Linked DNA regions of Homo sapiens: region 2 is linked to region 1. A link is a contact called in ENCODE Hi-C or POLR2A ChIA-PET data. All regions are on one chromosome and are shown on one strand. Each heading gives the region's core, a stretch centred on a gene start or an enhancer-like site at or near the end of the contact. The rest is flanking DNA. Distances are from core to core; before and after follow the strand shown.

The links. Hi-C counts contacts between places; a loop is a spot of excess contacts on that map. ChIA-PET counts read pairs that join two places held with the same protein, here RNA polymerase II (POLR2A). Pooled maps may share reads with other maps.
Region 2: a loop to region 1 is called in a map of chondrocyte, with 2.5 times the contacts of the local background. The contact joins two enhancer-like sites. A Hi-C loop is called at or near these places in 2 of 168 maps with a recorded cell type or tissue (IMR-90 and chondrocyte) and 3 of 50 pooled maps. POLR2A ChIA-PET finds 5 or more read pairs at or near these places in 2 of 52 experiments (AG04449 and IMR-90).

Annotation. Positions count from the first base shown.
Region 1 is chr11:131,747,253-131,749,994 of GRCh38, reverse strand. All of the region lies in intron 1 of NTM (neurotrimin), which reads right to left. Among named protein-coding and RNA genes, the nearest start is that of NTM-AS1, 85 kb to the right of the region's middle. Within about 2 kb of position 1,359, at least 2 of the 41 ENCODE cell types and tissues checked have a DNase peak (open chromatin) inside an H3K27ac peak, as active enhancers do.
Region 2 is chr11:132,057,065-132,059,806 of GRCh38, reverse strand. All of the region lies in intron 2 of NTM (neurotrimin), which reads right to left. Among named protein-coding and RNA genes, the nearest start is that of NTM-AS3, 160 kb to the right of the region's middle. Within about 2 kb of position 1,311, at least 6 of the 41 ENCODE cell types and tissues checked have a DNase peak (open chromatin) inside an H3K27ac peak, as active enhancers do.

The DNA of each region.
Region 1 (2,742 bases), core at 110-2,609:
TGCTGCATCCAGGAACTCTGCCCAATGCGAGAAACACAGAAATGTTTAAGATTCGGTGTCTGCCCTGCACAGCTGACAGGGAAATGTCCTGGTATCCTCTACATAAAACGATGATGCCTGTAATCCCAGCACTTTGGGAGGCTGAGGAGGGCAAATCACCTGAGGTTAGGAGTTTGAGACCAGCCTGACCAGCATAGTGAAACCCTGTCTCTACTAAAAATAGAAAAAATTATCTGAGCATGGTGGTGGGCACCTGTCATCCCAGCTACTTGGGAGGCTGAAGCAGGAGAATCTCTTGAACCTGGAAGGCAGAGGTTGCAGTGAGCTGAGACCATGCCATTGCACTCCAGCCTGGGTGACAAGAGCAAAATTCCATGTCAAACAAAACAAAAGAAAACAAACAAAAAAACAGTGACAATGCAGGGACATACGTCAACAACAGAGGTGTGTCCCAGGGGCTAAGGGATCAAGGTAGGGACCACCTAACAAGTCAAATTCCTTCAATTATTAAAAGAAAAATAATGATTTGCCTGTAGCATATAGCCTGTAAATGTCATAATGACATGCATTCTTCTTGCCATTTTTAGATGCTCACTCTGTGCCAGACACAGCTCTGAGCACTTTGTAAGCTCTATGTCATTTCCTCTTCATAGCAGCCCTGGGAGTGGATATCTGTATCATTCCCTTATTACATGCCAGGAAAGTGTGGCTTATACATCTTCATCGGTCCAAGCTCACATTCTTAGGAAGTGGCTAAGCCAGGGTTGAAACCCAGGTCCCTGTGATCTGTACTGCCACACTCCTGATCACTTTATGATTTCCAGTACTGAGTTGATTCAGAACAACTTCATCCGGAAGTAAAGTTGGCTGCATCTGTTGTAGCTTCTCCAGTGCCCACTCCTGTTTCAACTGTTGATTTATCACAGTGCCCAAAGAGTGTTGATTATTTAAGTGCAATGGTCATGATCTAAGTGCTGAGGACATATGCTACTCTATGTCCTTTCTTTTCTGTGTGAACAAAATGAGGAGGCAGGCCACAGAGGTACACCCAAGAGAAAGGCCGAGCCGGGGCCCCTCTGATGTCAAAAGCCCCCATGCTGTGAGGAAAGCAGGGCCGCCTGGCACTGGGAACCGTCCAGTCCCATACACTCCTGCAAGCTTTCTGCCCAGAGGCCAAGCCTCCAGGGTAGTGGAGAGAAAGAGAAGTAGTGCCAGGCAGTCCCCTCCCATCTGTTTTGCAGAGGAGAGCCATTCTGAAAAAGCACATCGGATTAAATAAATTAAAAGAATTGCACCCCCCTGGGAACATTCTCAAAACAGAAGGTCATTTGAACCGATGTGTGATTCACTCAGAGGCTCTCTTCTTATAGGAAACGAATACATTCAAAATAAAATCACTTCATGGAGTAAGAGGCAGTGGATGGGCACAGGGAGGAGGGGGCAGGTCATGGAAGGCACAGTGTTTACAAAGCCATTAAAGGAGAATGAATAGATCTAGCCTGGTCCCAAAAGGCAAAGAAATGTGAATTTTCACATATAAATAGAAAACGTTTAGAATGGTATTAATTCAAGACCAAGCTCCTAATGTCTTTCCAAGTTAGCCGGCTGTGCGGCGTCTGCTTAGCTGCACTGACCCCTGCCGGTGAGAATCCAGAATTATCTGCTGCTCTGCCACTATTTTCAGACAATGTCCACAGTCCTGGTGACTGCGTGGCAAGTGTGTGTCCACCGTCATGTACTACATGATACATGACCTGGACGCCTAACCAAGAACCACTTTGCCACTACAATACCCAGAACCTACTAGAATATAAGGCACATAGTAAACCCTTAACAGACTTGGTTGAGTGACTATATGACCAAGCATGTACAATTCTAATACCTAATTGAACACATTTAGCTTATGGCACCTTTATCTCATATGAACAGTACCATCAACGCTTCTTGTACACAAGTAATGGATTCTGCTAAGAAAGATGTATCAGGTAATACTGAAGTCACAATGCACAATGGCAGGTGCTATGTGGTGCCCGGCGAGTACAGTGGAGGGCCTGTTGTCAGTCATGGTGACACGGTGGTGATGTGTTGGTTGTGTCCTGGTGGAGACATTCCTGGGATCACAGGATAACGAGGAGCTTGTCAAGCTAAGGAACACGGGGAGGGGATTCTATGCAAAGACAATACAATGTCAATGGCAGAGACATGAAAAAATTGCATGGAGCTTTCAGGAAATTCCCTTGCTGTTGCTGGCAGTTCCAGTGAGAGGCAGGACTGGCAGTGGCAGACATTTAAGAAGTCATGTGATACAAGGCTCTCTGGATCCCAAGATCCAGAAAAGCTTGAGATCATCCTATGGTCCATGTGGCCCCACAGAACTGTTTGACATTTAGAAGCAACATGGTTTATTTTGCATTTTATTTACACCACTCATCTCAGATGTGGAAGATGATTTCAGGGGTATGGAAGGAGAACAACGAAGGCCGAGAGTCCAGCTACAAAGCTATTGCATTTAATAGGGACACAGGAGGAACTTCATTAAGATGTTGGTAGCTTGAATGGCAAGCAAAAGGCTGATGGGAGAAAGATTTAGGAGACACAACCCAAAGGCACAGATATGTGTGCTAGCAACTGGAAGAGAGAACAGCTTCTGCAGAAAGACTCAGGTGGAGGAGGAGGATTGTGAGGAAATTCAGAAGAGATGCTAAGCTTGGGTGCTCGTGGGTTATTCAGCTGGCAATTCAA
Region 2 (2,742 bases), core at 62-2,561, 310 kb before region 1:
CATAAATACCCTGAAGAAACAAACCAGGCTCTGAGGCTGATGCAGAGCTCGTGGCAGGGGGTGATGGGGGGTGGTGTGGGGCGGGGGAGGATTCGAAGGGCTCTCAAGTGGAGTCCATGGGAACTGGTCACAAAGCACCTACCCCAGTGCATACTTGGATGTTTGGTTTGGGGTAGACATCAGCTTGGCTTGAGTAGTGAGGTTCTGTTTCTCAATTTATAGGACTGCTAACCTAGGATCTGAACTTGAGTTCAGCCGGTACCACACACTTACTGGGAAAGTCACTTGACGGGTTTAGGGTCAGTTTCTTCATTTCAAAATACAAAGAATGTGTCAATCGGTCAACAGACAGTCCCTAAGGCCTCGCCCTGCTCTCTAGTTCTATGACTTGAGGAAAGGTAAACACCTGAAGCACTGTTACTTGGAGGCAGCAAATGCGTCTCTACATTTCATCTTCCTTTGTGGAGGCCAGACTCTCAGAGGCGGCCCTGAGCTGGGCTGGCCATGAGGAGAGGAGGGTGAGGAGGATCCAGGTTGTTGGGCTGCTGAACCACCTGGCCCGTGAATCCCATGTGTCCGACAAGCTCCTCTCTACAAAGAGGCAAGTGTTAGACTAGGGTGAGGGGACAACCAAAAGGGAAGGTGGAGGCCCAGAGGCTGCTTCTAGGCTATGAGGAAGAAGGGATGGTCAAGGCAGGAATGGAAGAAGGGAGAAAGCACCAGAGTGGGGTTTCTTTTCTGTCTATATTGGTTTTTTAAGCTAGAAAGGATAATCTTAAAACTTTTGTGAAAGGAGTTCTTAAACAGAGTTTGCACGCTTGATACCACCAGCACACTGAATTCCCTCTCACTCCTCCTCTACTTCACATTTTCACAATATCTATCACACACATTGTGGGAAACATTGGCTTAATTTCATTCAATATAGAGCAAGTACCCACTGTGCACCCTGCTTCCTACGTTTGAAATGCACAGGTTGTGCATCTACAACAAGGTTCAAACAAGAGGATTCAGGCCCTGGGCTGTGATCCTATTGGTTTCGTGATGTTCTGGAAGTCAGTATGTCTCAGACTCAGCGAAGAAGGCAACTTCCTGTTTTAGGTGGCTTGCTAAATAAAATCTTCTCTTCCTTTCTGAACTCCCTGCCCCAGCCAAACCCACACAAAATAAGGGAAGAGAAACATACTAAGAATAGGAACTTGAATAATCCCTGAAAGATAGCAAGCAGAGAGAACCAACCATGGCAAGTGCCCATGTCAAGAGGGGGATGAAAGTCTCGAGATGGTTGGAAGCAACACAGCATTAGTCATCTCATTGCAGTGGGAGAAGTCAGAAAGGCTAAATCTCTACACCAAACAGAAAGACATGGAGTGCATGGCTTAAGGCTAGGAAGGAGACTTAATCCGCTTCGCAGGGCAGAGTTCTCAAGGCAGGTGACATTGGGAGGATCAAGGACTCACCACAGCCAGGACCAGAGCACTGCCCCATAGCACATTCCACGCCTTCCCCATTTTTACCGAAACCAGCACACATTCCAGCAGCAGCACCTCCCGCCCACTTCCTCCATCAGAATGCAAGGACAGGCAACAAGCAGACAAATGGTCATTCAGCGTTACAGAGATGGGTTCAATCCAGAATCACCAAACATTTCACAAAGAACGCCACCATGAACATCAAATAAAGAAACAAAATAAAAGAGGCTCAACAGACAGAACAACTCAAATCAGAGGGATCAGAGCTAACAGGGAAAGGAGAATAGGACTGTATATGTAGGTTTCATGTCCACAGAGAGATAAAAAAATATTTCAGTCATGAACAAGGCTAGGAGTTATGAGACAAGCACAGACTTGTGAAAAAGGACCCAAGTAGAGATCTTGGAAATGAGAAGCCACTGGGCAATGGTCTTAGGTCAAAATGATCACAAAATGAGGTAGAGGAAGCTGATGAGGCACAAACAAACCAAAAAACAACCAACAGCGCCAGTGAGAGAAGTCCCCAGCTGCAGGATATTTTGAGTAAGGGAAAGAAAGATGTTGAGAAAAAAACACGCGGAGTCTAGGCCCACTTCAAAATCCAACTAAGATGTTTCTTTAGGGTCTACTATGTTTGTGTGATTCCCCTCACAAATTAAGCATCTGCAGTGTCCCCTCCAGAGACCATGAAGGAGAAGACAGGATTCAAGAGAAAACACTAAGGATGCAGAAGTACAGAGGAAAGGAAGGGGCAGCACAGCTCAGAGGAACATGAAGTGTTTGGCGAAAGGGGACTCGTGGTGGACACTCATGTTGGGAGGAGTAGGAAAAATTGCAAGTATTTATTTTCAAAGATGTTTTCTTAAAAACTAGGCAACTGAAAGGACATTACTACAATTCTTGAAAATATAAACACACAGCTGAATCTGTTTGACAAAGTAGGACAAGAAAATCAGGGAAGAAGTTTTTGCACTACCACATCACATTGCTAAAACATGCCTGAGAGTGAAAACGAACTAGATTTATATCTGCATTTCTAGAAACCTAAAAAAAAAAAATCCAAAATACACCGTATATTTTAGACTTAATCTCTGACAATATTTACTGCATTGTGTCTGTTCTCTTTCTTTTCTTTTTTCTTTTCCTTTACAGCTGAGCACACAATCAGATAGCTCAAGTATGATAAGCACCCGATTGAGGCTAAACATTTGCTCTTTTTTGCACGCCAAATGATTTCCATCTTTGCCTCAATTGTGTTAAGTTTATGAAA